Linked DNA regions of Homo sapiens: region 2 is linked to region 1. A link is an interaction called in ENCODE POLR2A ChIA-PET data of the cell type or tissue named here. Cell type or tissue: Caco-2. All regions are shown on one strand. Each heading gives the region's core, and the rest is flanking DNA. Links, peaks and the distances in the headings are about the cores only. Region 1 overlaps COTL1 (coactosin like F-actin binding protein 1). Region 2 overlaps CRISPLD2 (cysteine rich secretory protein LCCL domain containing 2).

Region 1 (7,276 bases), core at 713-3,212:
GATGCAGCACTGACCAAGCATGGCTCTAAATCAAGAGAGCCTGGCCCTGGCACATCGCAGGTCACTACCAGCGGTCACTGCATTGTCCCCACAATCCTGCAGAGACACGAGAACGATAGGAGCGAGGTTCTGTCCTGGGCACCAGCCGGGTACTTCTGTGTGGCAGACAACAGCTGTGGCCAGCCAGCCGTGCGTGCTGTGCGTTCAGCGCATTCCCCGGACTGGAGTCTGGGCATCGCAATCGCCCTGCCCAGCTTGCCTGGCAGCCCCTGCTGCCCCGTGGCCTTGCTGGCATTTGTCTTGTTTTGTCTTGTTTTCCCCCAGCCACAGACGCCTCTCAGTTTCTCAGGCTCTGAATACAGATTAAAGAGGATCAGAGTTGAACTTCACTCCTAATTCTTCCAGGCTCTAGCCCCAGCTCTATCACTCATTAACTGTGAGTTTAGGGCAGGTCCTAGCACTGCTGTGGGCCTCAGTTTCCCCATATGCTGATGCACCTGTGTGCCGGCCACAGGTGAAGTATGAGCTTTTTGAGGTCAGCGCTGGCAAGTGTGGGTGAGGCCAGACCCTTCCTGTGTGGCTGACGGCTGGCAATATCCGTGAACAACAAGATTCACGCCCTGTGTCCTGGAGCTGAGCATCTGTATCTAGCATCTCCTAAGGAAATAATCTACAGTGTAGAAACATTTCTTGCGTGAACTGTGCATCACGGTGTTGTCTAAACAGAAAACTGGAAATAACAGCTACTACTTCCGGGTCCCAGAAATTAAGACATTGTTCTAAGCACTTTCCCTATATTTGCTCATTTAATCCCCACCACAACCCTACAAGGCAGGCACTATATTGCCCTTACTTTATACATCAGGTGACTGAGCCCAGAGAGGGTAAGCCATGTGCCCAAGGCCACACAGTAAGTGATGGAGCTGAAATTTGAACCCACGCCATCTGGCTCCAAAGTCCACCGTACTACACCTTCCCCCTTGGCAAAGTAAAATAAGGTTCATTTAAAGGTAAAATGCCTTCATAAACAAATTACTCCATTAAAACAAAAGAAAAGAAAAATTTCCAGAATACGCCAAAATAGAATATGACACAGCAAGTCAACTCATCCCATTCTTCATTTTACAAATGAGGACACTGAGGCCCAGGGAGGGAGAGACTTGCCCATGGTCAGGCAGGTGGTTAGTGACATACAGATCCCTCCACTAAAATTAGCTGGGTGTGGTGACACACACCTGTAATCCCCAGCTTCTCGAGAGGCTGAAGCACCAGAATTGCTTAAGCATGGGAGGCAGAGGCTGCAGTGAGCTGAGATTGTGCCACTGTACTCCAGACTGGGTGACAGAGTGAGATTGTCTCCAAAAAAAAAAAAAAAAATCGCCCCCCTGGATTCAAGTTCCTCCACATCAATGACCGTGCAATTAATTTACACCCTCCACGTTTCACACAAAGCACAAGAATGCATGTGCATTACTTTATTACTGTCAAAAAGTCAAGGGTTTATTAATACAGTAATCTTAAACTAAAAGCCAATCTACTTCTTCTTCATATGGAAATGATGGCAAAAAGTGCAGCTGGGGAAGTGACCTGGTCCCCAAGACATGGCACCCGGAATGGGCCCATCTGGAAGGTCCCTTAGAGAACATCCGCTCTGAATCCCCGTGAAGCAGAGGGGAAGTTGATAGGCATGCCAGTCTCTGCATGGTTTTAGCGGCCGTGGAAAGACAGCATTATACCAGCAGAATGGACCCTTTGTCACCTAAATGGCTATATTTGCAACTGCAGTATAAATGTAAGGTCTTGTAGCAGCTTCAGATAATTAACATTCGTAAGTGGAGAGGTGGAAAATGCAAATGATAATGGTCAAAATATGAGCCTGCACCTGTAGTTCAGGCCAGTATTCCAGCTCCCCCACTGCAATGCACATCTGCGCTTCTTCATTCACCAGCATCCCTTTCTCTAACAACTGGGATCACGCTGGAGCTGCCAATCATGAAACCCCGCCTCCCTGCCCAAAGGCGTGTGCACGTGACCCAAGCTGGGCCAATCAGGGTCCTCTTAAGAGATTGACGGACACTGAGGAAAGAGGCCTCTCTCTTCTGGGATCCTGACCCAGAGGGACCACCATAGCATGGACCGTTTCTTTGGCTGTGCAGAGGCTGCCTGACGCCAACCCCAGAGAAAAACAGAACTGAGAGATGAGATGAAAATACTGCATGAGCCCTCGATCTAGCCACACCTAAAGCCGAAACCCCTGCACTTCCCACTACCAAGAGCCAAGCAATTCCTCTTTGTGCTTCAACTTACTTGAGCTTGCAAACGTAAGAATTATCACCACTACTCCCACCTAAAGGTTCCCAGCAGGGAATTAATTTCCTCCAATCCCCCTCAGTCACCGGCGCACCTACCCAAACTGAAAAGAGTTCTAGAGAGGAAAGAAACTCTGCAGACTGCCTTAGTGGGTATGAGGTTTCCTTTGGGGGTGATGAGAAAGTTCTGGAACTAGACAGCAGTGATGGCTACACAACATTGGAACTCTGTTTAATGTAGCTGAATTGTACTTTAAAATGGCTACAATGGTAAACTTTATGTTATTGTATTTTACAATTTTTTATTATTTATTTAATTTATTTTAGACAGAGTCTTGCTGCAATCTCGGCTCAGTCTCCTGAGTTGATCTCCTGGGTTCAAGCAATTCTCCTGCCTCAGCCTCCCGAGTAGCTGGGACTACAGGCCACGTGCCACCATGCCTGGCTACTTTTTTGGTATTTTTAGTAGAGACGGGGTTTGTGTTGGCATGTTCGCCAGGCTGGTCTCGAACTCCTGACCTCAGGTGACCGGCTGCCTTGGTCTCCCAAGGTGCTAGGATTACAGGCATGAGCCACCACGCCTGGCCTGTATTTTACCACAGTTTTTTAAATAGGAAGACAAAAGAGAATTGCAAGATCTGCAATGTGGTGCCCCGTGTACACATCCTGGCGAGCCCCCTCCCTCTGCTCCCTTTCCTCCCGGCGACGTCCAGGAGTGGGCCAAGCACGGCGGGCGGAATTCAGCAGGAGACCTTTGGCCACAGAACAGGACTTCTTTTTCATTTTCCATCCTGCTGCCACTCGGAAGACCCCTGGAAGCTGGTTAACCATTAAAACCCAACTGGCCTGGAGAAAAACAGCCTGTAGGGTTGAATAAGTGGTTTTCCAAAACAAGGGCTCCCAGGCCAGACAGGGTGCAGACAGCAGTGTCAACCAGGAACGCTGACTACATGTGAAACAAATGGCCTTTGTCAGCATTTCCTCGGTCCCAGGCACAGTGCTAGCACTGCTCAAAGCCAATCTGATGCCCATACCTTTTAAAAATGATTATCTCGCCTCTTAACTCCGGAACCCCACCTCCCGAGATTGTTTTCTAAAAGAATAACTCAACAGAAGACAGAAAGGAGCTGCATGTATTAAAATGTTGGTTGGAACATTCTTTATAAAAATAAAAATTGGAAGCAACTTAAGAGGCCAAGAACAGGGGAACATTTAGTACATGACGGTACACTTGTGAACCAGGACACTCTGCTACCAGAAAACCATGAATTACAAAGGTGGTGCATCCATATCATTTATGAAATTACATTAACCTTAAAAAAAGCAGCTGCAGATGAGAGTGTGACCTATAGGCTGGGACCACAGCAAAGCCGAAAGGCAGGAGGCGAGCCCGTCCAGAGAGTGGCCAGGAGGGACGTCCAAAAGCGGGAACTGACAGGGGGACCACAGGACTCTATTATGTCCTATCATTATTTATTTATTTATTTATTTATTTTATTTATTTTTTTGGAGACTCGCTCCAAAAAAGGCTAGATCTTGGCTCACTGCAACTTCCGCCTCCTGGTTTCAAGAGATTCTCCTGTCTCAGCCTCCTGAGTAGGTGGGATTACAGGTGCCCACCACCACACCCGGCTAATTTCTGTATTTTTAGCAGAGACAGAGTTTTGCCATGTTGGCCAGGCTGGTCTCAAACTCCTGACCTTACGTGATCCGCCTGCCTTGGCCTCCCAAAGTGCTAGGATTACAGGAGGGAGCCATGACACCTGGCCATATTGTTATTTTTTAAATAAAAGTTTTATTAGGGGCTGGGCGTGGTGGCCTATAATCCAAGCACTTTCGGAGGCTGAGGTGTAGGAATGCTTGAGTCCAGGAATTCGAGGCCAGCCTGGGCAATATAGTGAGATCCTGTCTCTCTTAAAAATAATAATAATAATAATAATAATTTATTTTAGAAGAGCTTTGGAGTTACAGAAAAGTTGCAAGAGGTAGCACCGAGTTTCCATATTACCTTCCTCTTAACACACACATACATATTTCACTACTGTTAACATCTTACATTACTGTGGTACATTTGTCACAGTGAAAACGTCAACATTGGTACATTACAATTAATTAAACTCCCGACTTTATTTATATTTCAACAGCTTTTCTGTTCTAAGGTCCAATTCAAGATAGCACATTGCAGATAGCCTATTTTTTTGTTTGTTTTTCTTTTTGCAACAGGGTCTCACTCAGTCTGACTACACTCACTCAGTCTGAGTGCAGTGGCGAGATCTTGGCTCACTGCAGCCTCGCCCTCCTAGGCTCAAGCCATCCTCCCACCTCAGCCTCCCAAGTAGCTGGGACTACCGGTATGCACCACCACACAGGGCTAATTTTTTATTCTTTTGTACAGATGGAGTATTATTAATACTATGTTGCCCAGGCTGGTCTTGAACTCTTGGACACAAGCAATCCTCCCACCTTAGCCTCCCAAAGTGCTGAGATGACAGGTGTGAGTCACTGTGCTCAGCCCGTTTTTGTTTTTGACAATTTGGTGATTTCTGGTATATTCACAGATATGTGCAACCACCATGATAGTCAATTTTAAAGCATTTTCATGACCTCAAAAAGAAACCCTGTGTCTTTAGCTATCACCCACTTCCATCATTAGACTATTATTTTTTATTTGTTTTTTATTTATTTTGAGACAGGAATTCGCTCTGTTGCCCAGGCTGGAGTGCAGTGGTGCGATCATGGCTCACTGCACCCTTGACCTCCTGGTTTCCAGCGAACCTCCCGCCTCAGCCTCCCAAGTAGCTGGGACTACAGCCATGTGCCACCATGCCTGGCTCATTTTATTTTGTTATGTTTTGTAGAGATGGGGTCTCACTATGTTGCCCAGGTTGGTCTCAGACTCCTTAGCCAAGCAATCCTCCCACCTCAGCCTTCCAAAGTGCTGTGATTTACAGGCGTGAGCCACCGCACCCAGCTGAGTCTATTGTTTTTAAACGTTTGTTTTATCATGGACCAATTACATTGCTTTGAATCTTTAAAATAATGTGCATGGTGGAGGATGGGCAGTGGTACCCCCCGCCCTCTGTAACAGACAAGCTGCTGAAGGGACGTGTAACACACTGTTTCTGGTCACCTGAACAACAGTTTAAAGGCGCAGTAAGAGGGAGAGATTCCCTACTTCATGGGTTGTGAGAAATCCTTTTGCGAAATGGAGATCCCTTTAGTAGGGAAAGACCTCTCTCCCTCATCTACCCTACCCCGGGGTTACCTTTTGGAGTTCAGATTTTCTTTTCTCAACATGACCGTGTTACCCGTACCCCAAGTGAACAACCTTGGAAGTTTCTGACATTGCAAATGTCCATTTTCTTTAATGGCCAGAATGGAAAAGACTTAAAGTAGGCACTGTTCAGAGAGGGTACAAATGAATTCTCCCACGGGATCCTTGCGACCACCGCCGACAGTCAGCCAGGACACCACAGGGTAGTGGCCGCTATTCTGGTCCCCCCACCAGTTCCCGTCTCTAGAAGCAAGCAACCTGCCCCACCCACGGAGGCAGGCACCCAGCTGCCAAGCTTCTGTTATGGGATAGGTGGGATCGTAAACACAGTTAACTCCTCCTAGCCAGCATCCTGAAACAATTCTGGTGACATTTCACCAATGGCTTTACTGGTGCAGAGACATAGCATGGCTTGTCCCAAGTCACAGCTAAGCTACAGACCCAGGAGTCGAACCCAGCCCTCTCCCTCCTTGCAGGATGGTGACCCTTGGCGAGCTTTGACCTCCAGACTCTGGAGGAACTCAGTACCTGTACGACCTCCTTCACCAGGGTCTTGTCCGTCCCGGTTTTGGCGCGCTGCAGCCCGCTGACGTTCTCACCGATCCACGTGATGAGGGCAAACTTGGACCTCTTGCTCATGGCATCCCCGGTGGTGAAGCGCACGAAGGCAAACAACCGGACGTCATCTGTGGCCAAAAGCGAAAAGAGAACATGGTGCTGCGTTAAAACACCCCCATGTCATGTCCCTGGGGAGAGGCTGTGAGCCACGAGTGCGCCTGGAGCAGCACAGCAGGAGACCGGTGCAGTTCCCTGGGAGCACCATGTGCAGAGGACAGGAGGGAAGCACTCATCCGCTGCCCTTGTCACACTCCCCTGAATCCTGGCAACAGTGCTGCAGGCTTCATGCCCATTTCACAGATGGGAAATGGAGATTCAGAGAAGTCACATGGCACTTTCAAGGTTGTGAGGGAATTCAAGGTCATGCTGGGATTTAAACCCAGGCCTTTCTGGCTGCAACGCCTACAGCCTTCCTACAATCAAGGCTCAAAGTCTGGGTGGGCCCATTGCACAGATGTGGGTGCCGCCAGCAGTGCCAGGGCCCAGCCAAAAAAAATTTAAAAATAAAAATTTAAAAAGGCTCAAATTATGGATCTTATTTAGGGACCAGAAATTCATCCTCTTTGTAGACCAGAAATTCATCAACTCTTTTTGCCTCAATCTTTGCAGTTTGGAATGAGACTCTACACTGTAGAGAGACAGGAGGGGCAAGGGGGGTGCTGGGTATGAAGAGGAAACAAAGAAAATGGCTCTTAATTTGGCCCGGGATATGGCTCCGAGGATATTTCACTTATGACTAGGGCAATTAGGTCAACAATGAATTCTGAACACATTTCCATTGGCTGTGTTATGCTTGTTCTATCTTATATAGTCATTTTTATTAAAATGGCTTTGAGGGCTATTTTGTTCCATTGATCCACATTAAGTTTTATTTCAATGCCACACTGTTTTTATTATCATGACTTTAAAATTTGTTTCACAATCCACTATGCTAAGTTCCCCCACCCTCCACTGCTCTGTATTATCAAAATATCATTTGATATTCTGGAATTTTTTTTTTTTTTTTTGAGACAGAGTCTCGCTCTGTCGCCCAGGCTGAAGTGCAGTGGCGCGATCTCGACTCACTGCAAGCTTG
Region 2 (5,379 bases), core at 2,804-5,303, 260 kb after region 1:
ACAGGTTTCTTATCTGTAAAATGGGGATGAGAACAGCCTGACCTCCTGGGTTGCCATGGTGATTGAGAATAACATAAACGACCGGCCTGTGTAGGTGCTGATGAAGGGTTTTCTGAGGGAACAAAAGGCTGAGGCCTTGGCTGGACGTGGTTCTGGGCAGCTGTGTCTTAGTGTGCAACAGATGTGCGGGTGGGGCCCGGGGCGAGGGCCGTGATAAGAGGAGCCATATGTCAACCACTATTGGTAAACTGAGTCTGACTTCACAGGGACTAGAAGTTTGCTCTCAACGTTGGTCCACGGAGCATCCTTTGGTGATGGGAAATGACTTTAGCAATCCCCTTGGGGCAGGTGATAGAAGCTAATTTGTGCCTGAGATTCACCTGAGTCCTGAATGAATAAGAGATGCTGACTCATAATTAGAAAATGCAGGGACTCGCTCAAGGAAAACTTGAGTCCAGGAAGAACTGTTCTAGGTTATCCTCTTTGGAATCCTGACAGCTTGCCTCGCTGGAAACCCTTGGCGTAAATCCCAGCTCCACCACTTCCTGTCTGTGGGACCTTGCTTGTTTAGCTTCTGTGGGCCTCAGTTTCCGCATCTGTAAAATGGAGAGAGTCGTGTGTGCTGCGTTCGCTGCTCCAGCCAGCGCTGTGACCGGCTCCTACTAATGCGACTTCTCCCACCACCCTCTGCTTCCTTTCAGAGCTCAAGCGCCCAGCTCTGCCCGAGGAGCCCAGGCTGCCCCGTGAGTCCCATAGTTGCTGCAGGAGTGGAGCCATGAGCTGCGTCCTGGGTGGTGTCATCCCCTTGGGGCTGCTGTTCCTGGTCTGCGGATCCCAAGGCTACCTCCTGCCCAACGTCACTCTCTTAGAGGAGCTGCTCAGCAAATACCAGCACAACGAGTCTCACTCCCGGGTCCGCAGAGCCATCCCCAGGGAGGACAAGGAGGAGATCCTCATGCTGCACAACAAGCTTCGGGGCCAGGTGCAGCCTCAGGCCTCCAACATGGAGTACATGGTGAGCGCCGGCTCCGGCCGCAGAGGCTGGCACCGGGGGTGGGGCCTGGGCCACCAGCCTGCTCTGTTCCCCAGCCAGCTCTGTTCCCCAGCCAGTGCGTGTGATGGCTGGCTCAGGGTCTCCTCTGGCAGGGGAGGATCCCGGCTCTGTTCTGTTTTGTTTGTTTGTTTTGAGACAGGGTCTCACTCTGCCACTGACGCTGGAGTGCAATGGCACAATCGTCATGCCCTGAAACCTTAGACTCCCGGGGTTAAGCGATCCTGCTTCAGCCTCCCAAGTAGCTGGAACTACAGGCATGCACCATGGTGCCCAGCTAGATTTTAAATATTTTGTGGAGATGGGGGTCTTGCTACGTTGCCCAGGCTGGTCTTGAACTCCTAGGCTCAAGCAATCCTCCTGCCTCAGCCTCTCAAAGTGCTAGGATTATAGGCATGAGTCACCCTGTCTGGCTCTGGCTCTGTTCTTAACATTCTGCCAAAACAACACACGTGGGTTCCCTGTGCAGAGCCTGCCTCGTTGCCTTCATGTCACTCTTGGTAGCTCCACTGGGAACACAGCTCTCAGCCTTTCCCACCTGGAGGCAGAGTGGGGAGGGGCCCAGGGCTGGGCTTTGCTGATGCTGATCTCAGCTGTGCCACACGCTAGCTGCACCACCCTGACTTCTCCTTAGCCCGTGTGAGCCTCACTTTCCACTTGGAGAGTCCTTCCTCGCGTGGTTGCCATGACTGTGAGATAAGTCGAGGCTGTGAAGGGCCCGGCACAGACTGACCCTGCCTCCCCAACCCCTAGGCTTTGCTAACCGGGAAAGGAGCTAACGGTGACAGAAGACAGCCAAGGTCAACCCTCCCGGGTGATTGTGATGGGTGTTCCAGGTGTGGTTGGGCGATGCTGCTACTTGACCCCAAGCTCCAGTGTGGAAACTTCCTTCCTGGCTGGTTTTCCAGAACTACAGAGGAATGGACCACAGTCTTCCAGGGTCCCTCCTCGTCCACCAACCGGGAGCCTCCACCTTGGCCATCCGTCAGCTATGAATGGCTTTTTAAACAAACCCACGTCCCAGCCTGGGTAACATGGTAAAGCCCCGTCTCTACAAAAAAATCCAAGTTAGCCGGGCATGGTGGTGCGCACCTGTAGTCCCAGCTGCAGTGGGACTGAGGTGGAGGTGGAGGTGGGGGGTGGGAGCTGAGGAAGGAGGATCGCTTGAGCCTGGGAAGTCAAGGCTGCAGTGAGCTGAGATTGCACCACTGCACTCCAGCCTGGGTGACAGAGCAAGACCCTGTCTCAAAAAAAAAAAAAAAATCCACATCTCCCCCAGAGTCTGAGTCTTTGCCACTTTGTGGGTACAGGCATCATCATGTCTTTGGAATGCACCCATGGCCCCCTGCTGTGATTGCTCTGAGAGACACGCTGCCGTCTCATCTGTGTCTTTAAAGCTGTGGTCACGTTCCTTTGCCACAGGCTGAGCTGGCCTGGGTGATGACCCGTGTCTCCCCCACAAAGCTGCCATGGAGGGTCGTGGCATGAGGGTTGAGTGGCTATTACGTGCCACGTGAATTGTGTCCTCTTTAATCCTGACAGTAATCCTGGAAAATAGAAAGTATTAGCACCAATTTGCAGAAGAGAAAACTGAGGCTCAGAGAGGTTCATCTTTAAAGGACTTGTACAAACCACACAGCTACAAATGTACAAATGGTGAAGCTGGGATTCAAAGCCACCCTGTCTGTCCCCAAAACCTGCACATAGAAGGTGCTAATACGTATTTATTGTTTCTGTTTGTTTGTTTGTTTTTGAGACAGAGTGTTGCCCTGTCGTCCAGGCTGGGGTGCAATGGTGCCATCTCGGCTCACTGCAACCTCTGGCTCCTGGGTTCAAGCAATTCTCCTGACTCTGCCTCCTGAGTAGCTGGGATTACAGGCTTGCACCACCACGCCAGGCTAATTTTTTGTATTTTTATTAGAGACGGGGTTTCACCATGTTTGTATTTTTATTAGAGACGGGATTTCACCATGTTGGCCAGGCTGGTCACAAACTCCTGACCTCAAGTGATCCACCCACCTCAGCCTCCGACAGTGCTGGGATTACAGGCATGAACCACCGTGCCCGGCCTATACATATTTATTGAATGTGTGGGTAGGAGGCTCTGCTTCTCTGCCTTCCACATACCTGATATTTAATCAACTGGTGAATTCTATGTATTTTTGAGTGCCTCCCGTGTGCCCAGCACCCCGTGAGATTCTTGCTATAAAGAGGTGGACAAAGCAGATGAGGTCCCCGTCCACACGGCACCTCCGGACTAGTGTAGCCAGGAAGTATTTGTGGAGCACCTTCGATGTGCCAGGCACTGTCCTGGATTCCCGGAAGAGGCATGATTATGAGTTGTGCAGAGTTAGATGAAGAAATACGGGGAGCTGCAAGAAAGAACGTTAGGGGTGGAAGAATCCTGACTGAGAGGGAGGAGTAAGGGTGGCCCACTCTGCGGAGGAGCCATCTCAGTTAAGACCTGAAGAGTGAGCATGGTTGAGCAAGCAAGCGTGCAGGGAAGGGTGTTCTGGGCAGAGGGAACAGAAGGTGTGAAAGCCACCACCGCCTCGTGAGTCTCTTTCCTTAACGGGAGAAAAGCTTCGGGTCTCAGAGGAGCTCTCAAAAAGCCAGCAGGGCCATGGCTCATTTCTGAGGGAGTGAGGCCATTGGAAGAGGTCAGAGAGGCAGGCAGGGGCAAATCACACAGGGCTTTGAGGCTAGGTGAGGAGCCTGCCTTTTTTTCTATGAGGAATAGAGTTTTGGTATTGCTGAAATGGGGGTAAAAAAGAAAAAAAAAGAAACAGGGTTTTTTTGCGGGAGAGGATGCATTTATGACTGTGAAGCACTTTTTTTTTTTGAGACAGAGTCTCGCTCTGTCCCCCAGGCTGGAGTGCAGTGGCGTGATCTCGGCTCACTGCAACCCCCGACCCCTGGGTTCAAGCGATTCTCCTGTCTCGGCCTCCCAAGTAGTTGGGATTATAGGTGCCCACCACCATGGCCAGCTAATTTTTGTATTTTTAGTAGAGACGGTGTTTGCCATGTTGGCCAGGCTGGTCTCAAATTCCTGGCCTCAGGTGATCCACCCACTTCAGCCTCCCAAAGTGCTGGGATTACAGGAGTGAGCCACTGCGCCTGGCTGTGAAACACTTTTGCTGCTGTGCGGTGTTGGGGATTGGAGGGCGCAGCAGGAAGCAGGGAGGCGGCTCAGGTGACGGGCAGGTGAGGAGTGACGGGGCGGTATTTGGGCGGGAGGCGGGGAGTGAAGAACAAAGAGCCGTTCCGGAGACCTGGGAGGCATTGCCCATGGGTCAGGGCTACACTGGTTTTCTGGCTGGGCTTTCTGTCTTTCTCCAAGCTCTGGACACACCGCACCGTGAGAAAGGCTCCTGGAAGCAGAGCAACCCTGCCCGGGGGCTGTTTCTGAAGGGGCAGAGCAGAGGCTGGAAAACCTGCAAGCCTTCCCTCAGAGTCACTGCGTTCCCTCGTGCCACGCTCCCCTCCTCTTCCAAGTCAGTTAGCCTCCCTCCCTCCCTCCCTCCCCGCCTGCCTGCCTGCCCGCCCTCCGTCCCTCCCTCCCTCCCTCCTTCTTTCCTTCCTTCTTTCCTTCCTTTCTTTCTTTCTTATTGTTTTTTTTTTGAGACAGATTCTAGCACTGTCGCCTAGGCTGGAGTGCAGTGGTGCTATCTCGGCTCACTGCAACCTCCACTTCCCGGTTCAAGCGACTCTCCTGCCTCAGCCTCCTGAGTAGCTGGAACGACAGGTGCGCACCAGCACACCCGGCTAATTTTTGTATTTCTGGTAGAGGCGGGGTTTCACCACGTTGGCCAGGCTGGTCTTGAATTCCTGACCTCAGGTGATCCGCCCACCTCAGCCTCCCAAAGTGCTGGGATTACAGGCATGAACCACTGTGCCCAACCTACGTTTTTCTTTTTCGCCGCCAATTTCTGAGAGCAGAGGGGGCTTGTTGGAACATGCTGTTGGGAGAGTTGCTTTATGAGAAATGAAAGGAAAGGGGCCATGGGAACGTTGAGACCCATTGAATCCGCGCATCCCTGGTGGCTTGGCCTTGGTCCTCATGGGGCAGGGAGGCCCCACGTCTCTCTGGAGAGGTTGTCAGCATCTGGGACTGGAGCTTGACTGAGCTGCGACCCCCAGGATCCCAGATGCTTCCCGCCTCCCGGTCTGGAGCAGGCTGGGTTCATGCTGGTCTTCTTGTCCCTGCACTGTGTGGTCCTCCCGGTTTCATGCAAGACTTAGTGCCAGTGAAAGGAGCTTCTTTGCAGCAGGGAAAGTCAGGCCGCCCGGGCAGCCCAGAGCAGGCCTTTCATGTTTTCCTGTTTGTT

What was found. ChIA-PET counts read pairs that join two places held together with the same protein. Peaks named below come from ENCODE experiments on the same cell type or tissue, not always from the same donor. Only the 100,000 strongest peaks of a DNase experiment are listed, where the experiment ranks them.
Region 2: POLR2A ChIA-PET joins it to region 1 with 10 read pairs; 2 of 35 experiments call an interaction of 5 or more read pairs at or near these places.

What each region holds. Positions count from the first base shown.
Region 1 is chr16:84,583,994-84,591,269 of GRCh38, forward strand. It overlaps COTL1 (coactosin like F-actin binding protein 1), which reads right to left. Exons shown (of 4, transcript NM_021149.5): 3 at 6,112-6,269. Among named protein-coding and RNA genes, the nearest start is that of COTL1, 30 kb to the right of the region's middle. RefSeq lists enhancers at 1-210, 2,195-2,244, 6,334-6,833. In Caco-2, for the core only: no CTCF peak of the experiment used is centred there; a DNase peak (open chromatin) is centred at 2,015.
Region 2 is chr16:84,837,721-84,843,099 of GRCh38, forward strand. CRISPLD2 (cysteine rich secretory protein LCCL domain containing 2) reads left to right here. Exons shown (of 15, transcript NM_031476.4): 2 at 702-1,015. The coding sequence starts at 776. Among named protein-coding and RNA genes, the nearest start is that of CRISPLD2, 20 kb to the left of the region's middle. In Caco-2, for the core only: no CTCF peak of the experiment used is centred there; a DNase peak (open chromatin) is centred at 4,271; H3K4me3 peaks cover 319 bases.